Linked DNA regions of Homo sapiens: all the other regions are linked to region 2. The links are chromatin loops, found by intact Hi-C in ENCODE. Cell type or tissue: endothelial cell of umbilical vein. All regions are shown on one strand.

The links. A loop is a pair of places that touch in the nucleus more often than their neighbours do. Peaks named below come from ENCODE experiments on the same cell type or tissue, not always from the same donor. Only the 100,000 strongest peaks of a DNase experiment are listed, where the experiment ranks them.
Region 1: it touches region 2 in a loop (8-fold over the local background); 10 of 110 quality-filtered maps call a loop at or near these places.
Region 3: a loop joins it to region 2, with 8 times the contacts of the local background. A loop is called at or near these places in 4 of 110 quality-filtered maps.

Annotation. Positions count from the first base shown.
Region 1 is chr17:28,031,498-28,036,497 of GRCh38, forward strand. It overlaps LOC105371709 (a long non-coding RNA gene), which reads right to left. Exons shown (of 3, transcript XR_934637.4): 3 at 2,643-2,964. Among named protein-coding and RNA genes, the nearest start is that of NLK, 8.7 kb to the right of the region's middle. RefSeq lists an enhancer at 2,118-3,317. In endothelial cell of umbilical vein, no CTCF peak of the experiment used is centred here; a DNase peak (open chromatin) is centred at 2,944; H3K27ac peaks cover 1,392 bases.
Region 2 is chr17:28,131,330-28,136,329 of GRCh38, forward strand. It overlaps NLK (nemo like kinase), which reads left to right. Exons shown (of 11, transcript NM_016231.5): 3 at 1,291-1,346. Among named protein-coding and RNA genes, the nearest start is that of NLK, 91 kb to the left of the region's middle. In endothelial cell of umbilical vein, no CTCF peak of the experiment used is centred here; DNase peaks (open chromatin) are centred at 462 and 2,432; H3K27ac peaks cover 2,833 bases.
Region 3 is chr17:27,983,251-27,988,250 of GRCh38, forward strand. The region is part of intron 2 of LINC01992 (long intergenic non-protein coding RNA 1992); the gene reads right to left. Among named protein-coding and RNA genes, the nearest start is that of LINC01992, 6.0 kb to the right of the region's middle. RefSeq lists a cis regulatory region at 3,520-4,076. In endothelial cell of umbilical vein, no CTCF peak of the experiment used is centred here; DNase peaks (open chromatin) are centred at 2,321 and 3,811; H3K27ac peaks cover 3,763 bases.

The DNA of each region.
Region 1 (5,000 bases), 100 kb before region 2:
ACAGGGTGAAACCCCGTCTCTACTTACAAAAAAAAAAAAAAATTAGCTGGGCGTGGTGGCACACACCTGTAATCCCAGCTACTTAGAAGGCTGAGGCAGGAGAATTGCTTCAACCCGAGAGGCAGAGGTTGCAGTGAGCCGAGATCGTGCCATTGCACTCCAGCCTAGGCAACAGAGTGTGACTCTGTCTCAAAAAAAAAAAGAAAGAAAGAAAGAAATTAACCATGATAGAAGTTTTTATGCCATGGATATAAATCAGGGCTTTCTTTTCTTTCTAAACAGCCAATTCTTAAAATATTTACCAGCATACCACTGAAACCAGGCATCAGTAGTTTTTGAATATCCTCAGGTGATTCCAATGTGAAGCACAGTCTGGAAACCACCACTGTCTTAGTCTTTTCCAAATAATGCTCATTGTAGTCTTGGATAATTTGGTTTCACCTGCTAACCCTAGCAATCAATATTTAAGGCTGTGGCTCTCTAATCTGGGACCACTGTCTCTGCGGACTTTCAGCGAGGACAACCTTTATTCTGCCATGGAGGCTGAGCTCTGTAACGTGGTATATTGGGGTGGATAGGTGGTAATTTTGTGTATGGTTCATTGCTGCCCTTTTGATGAAAAGTATCTTGTTGTATTTGGATTCTAAGCTGAAAATAGATCCACAGAATATTGTCTGTATAACATTATGAAACATTCCTCATTTTACTGCTGTGTCCAATGCATGTGAGTTATACTTTCATTTACTAAGGCTTAAGAAGCCAAAGTAATAAAGGGCACCTACAAATGTTAAGCATAACAATTTTGTAATCTATTTTAAAATTTTCTTTTTTAATAACTTTAAGATAAAATGTTCACCACTCATCTAGGAAGAAGGAAGTTTGGGACATCGTCTGACTCACATGGCCAAGGACATGGGTCAGGGCTGAGGTTTGGTCCTGGGGTTTGGAGCTGGGATAAATAACCCATCCAGGGACTGAAAAATGGAGAGGGGTAAGATGAGGCCAACATCCTGAGATACATGCAAAGGGAATTCTCCTGGGGCTCAGAGCCTGTGTTGTTAGGATGGGAAGAGGCCCAGTTGTAGGGGAAGAAGGACCAGGTGGTACGTGAACTTAGATTTGTCTGGCCTCACCCAGTCCCCAGCTTGTTGCCATGTCCTGTCTCTATCTTAGTTGCTATTGGCTCCCTGACTGATTCTTCCACTGTCTTGTCTGGCTTCTCTTGTTATACCTTCCAGTAGCTGATCCTGAACATGCACGTTGTCCTTCAGCAATACCAAATGCCTATGAGGTTTGTAGCCTTGCTCCCACTCTCTCTTATCGAGCCTCCACCTTTGCTTTGGCATTGATGACTTTATCCCCTGTCACGAAACTGATGGAGGGACTGTAGGGGCTCAGAAAAATGGATGAAGGAAGATGGGAGAAGCATTTTACAATTTACTAAGATTAAAGTATCACATCTCATCTCCCCAACCAACTCCCCAAACAGAAGAGCACTGGAAATAGAGATACCAGGAAAATAATGACAAGTAAGCAACACACAGAAGTGAGGAAAGAGGCCAGGTATTGTGGCTCATGGTTGTCATCCCAAGACTTTGGAAGGCTGAGGCAGGAGGATTGCTTCAGCACAGAAGTTTGAGAACAGCCTGGGCTGTTTCTCTAAAAAGAAAAAAAAAGTGAGGAAGGGAACTACCTATCCCAAGTGGCCACTCTGTGTCAGGCATTGTGCTAGATATTTCATATAGTAATATATGACCTTAGTTAATTTTCTCAATATTACCTTCTACTGCAAAATAGGTGTTATTATACCCATTGAACAGATGAGGAAGCATGCTCAAGTGTCTAGTGCCCAAGGTCAGACAGCTAGAAAGTTTTTCACGGCATCACATAAATAAGATTATATAAATAAGAGTGTATGTTTCAAATAAATATTGCAGACATTGAATGTCTAAATTCTTCAGGGGAGAGAGAGATCCAGAGGGACTTGTATCAGGAAAAATGCTTCATGAAAGTTCTGAGGCTACAGCCCAGTGCAGTGGCTCATGCCTGTAATCCTGGCACTTTAGGAGGCTGAGGCAGGCAGATTCTAATGAGCAACAAGGCAAAACCCCAGCTCTACAAAATACAAAAAAATTAGTCAGCTGTGGTGGCACATGCCTGTAGACCCAGCTACTCAGGAGGCTGAGGTGAGAGGATCACCTGAGCCCAGGGAGGTCGAGGTTCTCAAAAAAAAAAAAAAAGACAACAAAGAAGAAGATCTGAGGCTCCAAGAGCAAAGCCTTAAAAGTGAGTAGAACTTGGGTAGAAGAAGAGGTAGAAAGATAAGCCAGGCCCGAAGCATGGAGACAGAGAATGGACGTAGTGTGACCCAGAGGAATGTGTGTGCTAAAAGGTCGGAGGTGATCCTCTTGCCTTCTGCTAACAGTTTTGGGTAAGAAATGTTAAAAAAGTATCATGCACCCAGTGAGGGAGGCCCCTGGCTGCCAGGCTTGAAAGGGTAAGAATTCTCTGCCTGTCCTTCCTGGTACTCCATAGCATCACTTCTTTGCCCCTTCCCTCCAGCTGTGGGTTACAGTGGGAAGTGGGCCAGCCCCAGCTTTGTCACTCACGAGATGTGTGAGATTTGATAAGGTACCTTGACTTCCCGAGTCTGTTTCTTCATTTGCAAAATGGGACATATTGACGATTGATCACATGAGATAACAGGTGTTGAGCACCCAGCACTGTTGAATGTGAGTTGCTCCTTTTGTAGTCCTTTAATATTCCTGGGCCTGGCCCAAGTTCTGCAAAGTCTTTGCAGACAACTCATGGGGTGAGCCAGTTCTTGGAAGAAAGGGAAGATCACCTCCCACTTCCTGCACATTATATTCCTGCTTATGCATTCTGATGTCCTGCTTGCTTTTTTAGGCTCTAAGTGCTATCCTGCTGACTCACTTCCGACTTCTCGTTCTTCATGCTCAGCTCCTGAAAATGGAACAAAATGGAAAAGGCCGGAAATTGTACTGTCTGGTGATGTGTTTAAGGGGCCAGCCACTCCACGTGGATGGAATGCTGGGGACATGAACTGAGTGGTGCCCAAGATGATTTCTCCACTGGACACTTGGGACACTTTGCCTTCGATTGTAATACCTGTACTAATAATAACCATCCCACTTACTGCTAGCAAGCCCCAGGCTATGTGCTTTCCATGGATTGTCTCTTTGAATTATCACAACTGCATCTGTCAGGGAACCTCTCTATTTTACAGACAAGGAAATTTTTCACACTAAGATAGGTTAAGGAACTTGCCCAAGGTCACATAGCTGGTAAGGGACAGATTAAGGATTCAAACCCATGATCTAGATTTGGGCTGTCTAATATAGTAGCTACTAGCCACATGTGGCTAGTGAATTTTGTTTTCCTTTTTTTTTTTTTTTTTTTTTAGATAAGGTCTCACTCTGCTGCTCAGGCTAAAGTGCAGTGGCATGATCATGGCTCACTGCAGCCTCAACCTCCCTGGGTTCAGGTGATCCTTCCACTTCAGCCTCTTGAGTTGCAGGGACTACAGGCACATGCCACCATGCCTGGCTAATTTTTTTTTTTTTTTTTTGATAGAGATGAGGTTTCACTATGTTGCCCAGGCTGGTCTTGAACTTTGGGCTCAAGCGATCCTCCCACCTTGGCCTCCCAAATTGCTGGGATTACAGGTGTGAGCCATCACACCTGGCCTCTTTTAACTTTTTAGTGTGACTACTAGAACACAAAATTTCATATGTGGCTCTCACATTTCTCTAGGACAGCACTGATCTAAATCATGAACATTATTTTTTTTTATTATACTTTAAGTTTTAGGGTACATGTACACAATGTGCAGGTTAGTTACATATGTATACATGTGCCATGTTGGTGTGCTGCACCCAGTAACTCATCATTTAACATTAGGTATATCTCCAAATGCTATCCCTCCCCCCTCTCCCCACCCCACAACAGGCCCCTGTGTGTGATGTTCCCCTTCCTGCGTCCATGTGTTCTCATTGTTCAATTCCCACCTATGAGTGAGAACATGAGGTGTTTGGTTTTTTGTCCTTGTGATAGTTTGCTGAGAATGATGGTTTCCAGCTTCATCCATGTCCCTACAAAGGACATGAACTCATCATTTTTTACGGCTGCATAGTATTCCATGGTGTATATGTGCCACATTTTCTTAATCCAGTCTATCACTGTTGGACATCTGGGTTGGTTCCAAGTCTTTGCTATTGTGAATAGTGCCACAATAAACATATGTGTGCATGTGTCTTTATAGCAGCATGATTTATAATCCTTTGGGTATATACCGAGTAATAGGATTGCTGGGTCAAATGGTATTTCGAGTTCTAGATCCCTGAGGAATCGCCACACTGACTTCCACAATGGTTGAACTAGTTTACAGTCCCATCAACAGTGTAAAAGTGTTCCTATTTCCCCACAGCCTCTCCAGAACCTGTTGTTTCCTGACTTTTTAATGATCGCCATTCTAACTGGTGTGAGATGGTATCTCACTGTGGTTTTGATTTGCATTTCTCTGATGGCCAGTGATGATAAGCATTTTTTCATGTGTCTTTTGGCTACATAAATGTCTTCTTTTGAGAAGTGTCTGTTCATATCCTTTGCCCACTTTTTGATGGGGTTGTCTGTTTTTTTTCTTGTAAATTTGTTGGAGTTCATTGTAGAGTCTGGATATTAGCCTTTTGTCAGATGAGTAGATTGCAAAAATTTTCTCCCACTCTGTAGGTTACCTGTTCACGCTGATGGTAGTTTCTTTTGCTGTACAGAAGCTCTTTAGTTTATTTAGATCCCATTTGTCAATTTTGGCTTTTGTTGCCATTGCTTTTGGTGTTTTAGACATGAAGTCCAAAACCTCCTTAAGCTAATAGGCAACTTCAGCAAAGTCTCAGGATACAAAATCAGTGTGCAAAAATCACAAGCATTCTTATACACCAATAACAGACAAACAGAGAGCAAAATCATGAGTGAACTCCCAT
Region 2 (5,000 bases):
GAACTGGATATTTGATGATATTTTTAAACACTTACATTTTAGATTTGATCATTGCAATTTTTAACCTTTTTTTCATTAGAGATACTGATTATGGCTGAAATAAGTTTGATATATGCTTGAGAATTATATAGGGAGAGTAAAGGGTAGAGATGAAATAAGAATGTTCATGTGTGTGAATAACTGAGGCCAGGTATTGATTACATGGGCATTCTCTATACTATTCTGCCCACTTTTATATGTTTGAAGTTCTCTGTAGTAAAAAAAAAAAAAAAAAAAAAAAAAAAATTTAAGCTACAGATCATAAAATTTGAACTAGTACCACACAATTTATTTCCTGTTAAGTAGTTTCTTCCATGTCCTTTGAGCTTGGTATTTCTCATTAGCTTAGCAAGACAGCTGGGAGGGGATTTGTTTGTTATGTTTTGATGGCGGAAGTTACACGGGTACTATGCTGCTTTTATAAAGGACTTGCGTCGTAAAGTCTTTTTTCCTCACCCTAGTGACTTCTTTTCTTACAAGAATCTTGGAATAAAATCAAAAATGCTTAGTATGATTTAAAGAGACTTTGTGTAGTGTATTTCATGTCTTCCTCTTCTACTTTATGTTAGTCTATTTTCTTCCTACCCTCTATATTCAATAAGCACTGGCTTTTCTGTCTCTAGAATCTGCCTCAGTGTCTTTACACTGCCTGCCCATCGATCAACCAACTGCCACTCAGCCTTCAAATTCTAGAGTAGTGTTACTTTAGGGAAGCTTTTTCTCTCTACCCTTCTTTACATTTTTCCTCCATAGTAATAGATGTTGTAATTACATATCTGTAACTGTTTAGTGCTTACCTCTTCTGTAGTCATGAGAGCAGGGATGATGCCTATTTTGTTCAACAGGATAACCTAAAAGCTTAGTGCTTGCCAGGTAGAATGCACATAGTAAAGATTTGTTGAACAGAGGAATAAAGGAATGAATGATAGATGTGGCTTCTCACGCTCTTAGAGTAACATTGATTGTTTAAAATAGGGTGTTTATTTCAAAAACTCTCTCCTGTGCAGGGATTTTGGTAGCGTGTGGTGTAACCCAATTGCCTCTCTCATTTTGTAAGTCTTTTGGATAGTAAGTGTACGAATCCATCTTAATGTTTAGTACTGTGTTTCTTGACAGACGAATTTAATTTTCAGTGGGCAATTGTAACTAAGCTTTAAAGCATTAAAGAGTTGTTAGTATTTACTTGCATTTATGTCGAATTTTGTTTCCTTTTTTGTTCTCTAAATTTGACTTTTTTTTTCCTTTTCTCAGGTACTCTCTGCCCTTGACATACTCCAACCTCCACACATTGACTATTTTGAAGAAATGTATCCTAACCAGGGAATGTGAAAGAAGGGGACAATTTTTAAAATTAATTTGTTCTTCTAGCACCTTTTGGGGTTCATGCCTTCAAGTATTTTAAATCTCATCCTTGCAGAAGTGATTGAGTACCTGGAACCAGGTAATTTTGAAATCCTGTGTGTCTGGCAGAGCTCAGTATTATCAACATATCCTGTGTGGTGATGCCACAGAACAGAACATCTGAACAGATATTTAATCCCCACACAGCCTTATGAGATAGATTATTACCATCCCCATTTTGCAGATGAAACCAGTGAGGCAGCTGTGTTGTAGTAGAACCCAGGAAAGTGCTTTTACCACTATACAACAGCTGCCTGTCGGTTAAGAGAGTAATACTGCCCTTTATTATAACACTTGGGGTAAGATAGAAATTGTAGAATTAATGTAAGTTAAGTTGTCTTATGTTCCTTAGAATGATGGTGGTGGTAGTGGTGATATTGACATAATAGCCATTACTTATATAGTTTTTATCAGATGCCGGGCACAATTCTAAGCTCTTTACACATGTTTATTTAATCCTACAAACATTCTCTGGGGAAGGTATTGTGATTATTCCCATGTTACAGAAGAGGAAATTGAGGCACAAAAGGTAAGAAAATTGACCAAGATCACAGAGCTAGTAAGTGTGGGGATGGAGATTTGGTTCCAGGTATTCTGACTATGTAGTCTTGCTTTCAGCCCTTACCTATGTGATTCTCAGGCTAGAGCCCTTAACGTTCTCCTGTTACTACTGTTGATGTTTAAAAATAGTATGTTAGACATTGTGAATAATAATGAACTATAAAATAATGTTAAAATAATGCCTGGTGATAGCTCCATGGTAATAATAAAATAATGCATGGTAGTAGCTCCTGGGACTGTGCATGAAAAAAATTGAGACATAAGTTAACCTCCCTGACATTCCTGGGCAAAGTGTCACCAGTTTCCATTCCACATTTAACTTGGTAAAGCTTTAAATAAAAGACAGGAAATCCTAAGTCATTGATTTTGGTAAGCTCATGATAGTGCAGTTTATTCAAACTCTAGGCTTTTTTATTAATACTTTAGGCCTATGACTCAGAATGGAAACCAATGTAATAGTGAGATACTTTTTCTGATTCACCAGTGAGGTAATGAAAATCTCATTCTTACACAGGGGGTTGGTAATTCCATATGAGATTGTTATCTTTGATAACTTCCTAGAAAATAGGAACAATTAAGAGCTTCCCAAGAGAACTAAGCTGGGTAAGGATTTGGGAAACCTTATATGGTAATAGAATTGTCACTGATCAACACTGCTGGGATGTTTTGATCTTTTAAACCAAAAGCTCTTGAATGCTAGTCAGCCCTCCATAGATGTGAAACTGCATCCATGGATGAAAAATATTTGAAAAAAAAATAAAAATAAAAAAATAAAAAGTATAGTGGGCACAGTGGCTCACACCTGTAATCCCAGCACTTTGGGAGGCTCAGGCAGGGTGGGCAGATCACTTGAGCCCAGGAGTTGAAGACCAGCCTGGGCAACATAGCAAGGCCTCGTCTCTACCAAAAATACAAAAAAAATTAGCTGGGTGTAGTGGCACATGCCTGTAGTCCCAGCCACTCAAGAGGCTGAGGCAGAAGGATCAGCTGAGCCCGGGAGGTCGAGGCTGTAGTGAGCTGTGATCACACCACTGCACTATAGCCTGGGCGACAGAGTGAGACCTCGCCCTCCCGCCAAAAAAAAGTGATACAAATTAAAAAGCAATATAATGACTACTTACATAGTATTTATATTTTATTAGGCATTATAAGTAATTTAGAAATGATTTAAAACATACAGAGGATTGGATACAGGCTATATGCAAATACCACACCATTTTATATAAGGGACTTGAGCATCCATAGATTTTGGTATCCTCCAAGGGTCCTGGAACCAATCCCCCTTGGATACTGAGGGGAAACTGTAATCTTTGGTGATATTTTAATCCACAGATCCTTTATGGAGTTAATCCTTTTGTGCAGTGAAGGGTTATTGGACTTGGGGTGCCCCAGCTCTGCACATTCCAAAGAAAAGACTGTCCCTTGACTGGTTCCTGGCTGACAAGAATGTCTTTGTATAGCTGAAACCTTGAACCTGGCCAGATGGTTCTGACAAACTCTTATTTTAAAAGTACAAAATTAACCTAAGGGTAGAAGGATTGAGAAAGTTCTTTTCTCCTCAACTGTAGGTCAGTAGTAGCAACTGAGGAGAAAGCATTAATGATTCCATTTCATAGACTTCCTGAAGATTACCTGGGTCTTCATTGAAGAAAAGGAGAGAGCTGGTGGGAATGGATCACCACTTGTTTCATTCAGCAGAAGTACCTTCTTATACCTGGCCAGGAGCTACCCCTCTTTATTCTTTTTAGTTGGTGGGAAAGAAATCCATATAGTAGCATTCCTATCAGTGTGTAGTACTGTTTCTGTCTCTTTGGAAATGAAGTTGCTGAAACCAAACCTTAAAATTAGAAGAAATTTCCTTTATTAAATATGAATTTTGCTATATTTTAGCATGTGTTGGGGGTTCCCAAGACCACCCTCAGGCTCAGTGATTCGCTAGAAGAACTCACAGGACCCAGAAAAGCTGTTATTCCCTTGGTGTTCAAGGTTTTTATTGTGGGTCAGTCACATAGGCATGGAGCACCCATGTGAGTGACCTTAGCTGCCGAGTCTCCAGCCCTCCTTTTTCCCTTCCCCTCCAGAGGTCAAACTAATATGGCGTAGCCCAAGGCCCCAGACAAAGACAGGTATTCACCGTATATCATATTGTTAGCATAAACTATCTGGCATGCCCAAAGCCCCAGGTATACTAAGATACTATTGTCAGGTGGATATTGCAGTGGCCCAGAGGTTATTTCCTAGAAGTCAGGGGCCAGTCTTGAAGACTTTCGGAATGTGCAGGGTTTGGACAGCCCAGGTCTGCTGAGTTAACCCTTTACTGCACATAGGCCATATGTGAAGAAAGAATGTTTCCATGTAAGATAATTGGTGAATGTGGATATATTGAATAAATGCCAAAGATATTTAGGTTCTCTTCATTGAACACTTAGTTAATTCATTATATCCATTTTCTACCTTATAGTTCAGGCACATATTGTTTATATCAGGCATTAATTTTGGTACTTGGTTTGAAAACTGTGTATGTGCTTCTGTAAGATAAGAGTTCTCAGTCACTTATTATTATTGGCCATAATTTAATTGAGTCTAGGAGATCTTTGATTCATCATTATTTCAAATACTTACAAAACAGAGGGAAAGTTAGCATAGTTATGGTTTAAAACCATGAGTGATATAGGTTAGTAGCTGTTGGTAGCAAATTTCAACCCGTTTCATCAGTTAGAATGTTTCTTTGAAATTTTCCTCCTCAAAATTGTTCGCAGATGTTTAAGTAAAGAGCCTTTGTCAAAAAATATTCATGGAACCCTCTGGTATACCATTTACTTAAATGTTTTATTTTATTTCATCCTATCATATCACTTAATTTTTTAGCTTCAGGTTAAAAAATTGACACATTACTCTCACAGTAATTAGCTGACTACAGATGGAAAAATCAAATCTTTCAAACCTAAACTTCAGTAGTCTTCTGTTTTCTGCCTTATAATTCTTAGCTACATGTAGAA
Region 3 (5,000 bases), 150 kb before region 2:
CCCAAGTTCTTTCTATGTATTAATTTAATACCAGCAATAATCTTATAATATGGGTGTTATAGCCCCCTTCTTTAAAAAAAAAAAAAAAAAAGGAGGAGGAAAAGGAAGGCCTGAGAAATTGAGTGACATAGCCAAGGGCCAAGATTTGAACCCATGGCTCTAGAGCCCACCGCATCACTCCTACCCTACAGCTCTTGCCAACTTGCTGGCAAAAATGGAGAAGGGTCTTTTGCTCGCACGGAAGCTGGACTTGTAGTGAACCCCTCTAGAATTCCATGTAATTAGAAACAGAGGGCACCAGTTCAGGAAGAAAGAAGCAGGTAAAGGAGAAGGCACAGGGGCCCAGAGCTTTCACTAGGCAGGAAAGAGAGACAGGCAGCAGGATCCTGTCCACAAGCAGCCATCCCAGAGCCATTTTCTAGAAGGGACACCCCCTACGCAGAGCCCCTGACACTGCTGTCCTGAGCCTGAAGCCCGTCTAAGGCTTCTCTTCCCTGCATATTGAGAAGGGGGCTGGAGAAACATCCTGGGGCTCTGCAGAGATGAAAGTCACGGCACACCCTCAAAGCCTTTCTCATTTTAAGCATTAGATCACTTTGTATCAGAGCCACTTGGAGATGAGAAAGTGGGAGTCCGCCTTGGGGCAATGGTATCTGAGTCTGAGTCCAAAAATGTTTGCCTATAGATGTAAAGAAAAGCCCAGATTATTAGAAACAACATAGCAATTAAGACAAAAGATTAGGAAATTCAGGCCTGTTTCAAGTTCCAGCTCTAACACTTACTAGGTCCATAGCTTTGAGTGATCATCCTAATCTGGTGCCTCAGTTTTATCTTCTGTAAAATGGGGCTAATAATACCTACCTCATAGGATTTAGGGAATTAAATAAGAAATATATGTACAGAGCTGAGATAGGGTCTAGCATAGAGTAAGTGGTTAATGAGTAGTAAGTACTTATTATTATATGTGGTGGTTTTAAATTCCTAAAAGACAAAAAAAACATACATTCAGTTGACCATGTGTATGTGGAATGGGCAATGTGCGCATACTTACATATAAACATGCATTTATACGTATTTCCCCAGGCACATCCCTGAAAAACCAGTATATACTCAGACATTCCCTTGAATCAAAATCGAGTCTATTCCACTTCCTCCTCAGTCCAGTGAGGTGTTCAAGACATCAATTATTATCCCCATTTTAGACATCAGGACCCCAAGGGACTTAGCAGCATCTAAGTAGCCTGCTCAAAGATTCAAGGCTAATCCAATGTCCTCCGTACTCTTTTCTTAGCCTTCCTGACAATTTGTGTTCACTGCCCCCTCTAATTCTCTGTCCAAGCTAAAAGACCGTGAATTCCACACACACACCTCCCCCCCGCACCCCCCCCCCCCCCCGGCTGCCGGCAAATGCAGCCTGATTATCGGAAGGAGATGCCTGAGAAGAGTGAAAGGAAAAAAGAAAGAAGATAGAGGGAGATGGGGTAAAGGGACATGTGGCCTCGTTCTTCACTGTCCCAAATTCCCTTTTCAAGGGCATAAGCCTGCACCCACCTCTTCCAACCGCCCCCTCCATCCTTGTCTCTGCCCCTGTGTCCCTGTCTTGTCCTCCCAAGGGCTACAGCAATATTTCAAATGTTCCTCCCACAGCTGGGTGCCTGCGCTGGTTTCTGGGCTCCTGGCATCCTGAAGCCCCACCCTGATGCTGGCTCCACACGTGCCTGTGCACATTCAGGGCTGTGAAGGGTCAGTGGGCCACGTGAAATTCCAGGAAGGAACAAGGCTTCAGGGGTGCTGTCCTTGGCTGGTTCCTACAGCACTTCCTTCCTTGTACCCCGCAGAGCCTTTGGCATGTAGAGTCACGTGTTCATCTAAGTACCACTGATGGTTTTGATTTTCTACCTGAAGAGTGCACAGAAGCTGGCCTTGGACAATAAAAGCAAAGGCAAAGGTGCCCGGAAGGAAGGATCAGTGTGAGGAGGGTATGGAATGGTGCATGCAAAGTACCAGCACAGCGCCTGGCACAGTGTAGACTCCTCACACAGAGGGCTCTCCTCCCTGCCCCCAAGGAGATCTCAGAGGCCCCCCTCCTGCCAAAGCGGCATTTCAACTCCTCGCATACACTTGGGCTTCAGTCCATTACACAAGGAAATTTGGCTTCATTTATATAAAGGGGCTAATTACCACATGAGACATAATTACAAGACAGGAAATGGATTTATAGATGCCGTCAGTGGGAGGGGAAGTTGCAGCGGCTGCTTGGACTGCTCCGTGCTCCTAAGGGGCTAAAGCTGTCCCCAGCGGACAGGATTCTTGCCCTGGGAGTTCTTGCTTTGCTGAGAAATGTGCTCTTAGAGAGGTCGGCAGTACTACAGATTTCTGGAAATCAAATCTAGTTCTGTCTCTGAATTTGTTCCACAATTGGCAATGTATTCCCACAGGTTCTCTTCACACAATAAAAATCATACTTAAGAATGTAGTTAGTCTTAAACATTAAAAGAGAAAGATAAGTCTTATGATAGATTCCAAAACTAGCCCAAAGGAGAAATGCTGGGTAGAAACTGTACAGCACTAGTATCTGCTCTTCTTTGAGGTTAGATGAACCCTGAGAAAGAGCTATATTTGCCAGACACGGTGGTGTGCACCTGTAGTCTCAGCTACTTAGGGGGCTGATCGCTTGAGCTGAGGCATTCAAGGCCAGCCTGGGCAGCACCCTTTCTAAAAGGGGGGAAAAAGAGCTATATGCCTGCTAATTGACCTAATAAATAGTCCCTTATGATTTCATTTTTCACCTTAAAACCATATATCTTAATTTAGACACACATACACACACAGAAACAGACAATAGGCAGAAGTGAAAAGGCCCTTCCTCATTGATAACCAAAGATAAGCAAATTAGTACTAGCTAATATGTGGGGAGCACACTCTGTGCCAAGCACTGAGCTTTGCTGTCTTATTTGTTCATCTTCACAACAGTCCCATGAGGAGGGTGCAGTCATAATCCTCAATTGATAGCTAAGGAACTGAGACTTAGGAAGGTCAACCAAGGTGGCCAAGTCCATACTGTAAATGCCAGAACAAGCGTTTGCACACCACTTGTCTGAACACAGAGCCTGGATTCTGAAGAACAATGAGAACATTTCTCAAATTAACAATAATATATTCTCAAGAATCTTAAAAATAAAAATTTTTCTATTTAAAAAAAATTTTTAAGAAAAGAATCTTAAGACTATCACTCCCGGAGACCGAGCATTTGACTCCTGATCACCTATCTTTATGAAATAATCTAAAAAAATGGAAAAAGTTTAATGCACAAAGATCTTCTGAGCAGAGTACCTTGATTATAATGGGGAGAAATTGGAAACTAAATGCTTAGCAATGAGGGAGTGGTTACATAAACTATGGTACATCCATAAATGGAGTATTATTCAATAATTAAACTGATGTCGCTAAAGAGTTTATAACAACGTGGGCAAAAGTTTATGTTACGTGGAATAAAAATAGCAGGATTCAAATATGTATGCGTTACGATCTCTACAAAAAAAAAATACGCAAAGAAGGACATCTAGAAGGAAATGTACCAAAATGTCAGTTTGTCTTTTTTTAAGCATAATTATGACTGTAAGAAACCATTTTCTGTCTTTTGTGACAGCTCTTTATTGTTTGCACTCTTAACAGTGTTCCCCAGGCCCTGCCCACGCCTGTGAGTACTTTATGGTGAGGTCTTGCTTATCTTTCCTCACAGATGTGCATTTCAAAGAACCACTATCATCATAATTTAACATTCCTGTAAGTGTTCACACAATGGGCTTCCCTTAAGCAGAAGATATCTGTGCCAAAGTTGCGTCCTTTGTCCTGGCTGATGACATCAGGTACAGAGTAAGGGACCCTTTTAAGACCAAGGAAAGGAATGCCTAAGGGTCAGGGCTACAGGTACTATGAGTCTCCTCCATAGCTGAATGGTCACTGGTTCATTTATTCATGCACACCACAAACTTGTGCTGCGTGCCTACCATGTGTCAGGCAGCACCAGTTTGGGTTCTGAAAATGTAGAAATAAAAAAGCCAGGCCAAGCATGGTGACTCATGCCTATAATCCCAGCACTTTGGGAGCCTGAGGTGGGTGGATCACTTGAGGACAGGAGTTCGAGACCAGCCTGGCCAACAGAGTGAAACCTTGTCTCTACTAAAAATATAAAAATTAGCCAGGCTTGGTGGCACACACCTGTAATCCCAGCTACTCAGGAGGCTGAGGCAGGAGAATTGCTTGAACCCGGGAGGCAGAGATTGCAGTGAGCAGAGATCACGCCACTGCACTCCACCGTGGGTGACAGAGTGAGACTATGTCTCATGGAAAAAAAAAAAACCTGTCAAAACTTTGCCATGTGGCTCTAAAAGCATCTCTGCTGATCACCTAGGAAAATCCGAAGACGCCAAGGCCAAAATAAGTAACTGAGGCTCTGTGGCAAGTCATTGGCTGGAGAAAGAACTGGAAACCAAGTCAGGGCCAGGTACGATGGCTCACGCCTGTAATCCCAGCACTTTGGAAGATGAAACGAGGGGCATTGCTTGAGCTCAGGAGTTCAAGAGCAGCCTGGGCAGCATTGTGAGACCCCAGTCTCTACAAAAAATAAAAAATTAGCTGGGCATGGTGTACACGCCTGTAGTTCCGGCTATCTGGAAGGCTAAGGTGGGAGAATTGCTTGAACTCGAGAGGTTGAAGCTGCAGTGAGCCGTGATTGTGCCACTGCATTCCAGCCTGGGTGACAGAGCAAGACCCTGTCTCAAAAAAAAGAAAAAAAGAAGCCAAGTCACCCAGCACTTTGCACTGGGCAGAAGGGGATACGAATTCTCCTTGCTGGTCTAAGATAGCAGCCTCTTTGTAAAAATAACAGTAATAATAATCAGTTCTGTTGGTAGTTTCTGGTGCCTGTGGTGGAATGACAAGGACACTAGCATAAGTGGCTTGTCTTCCATGGGCCAGGCTTGTGCCTAAGACTGGTC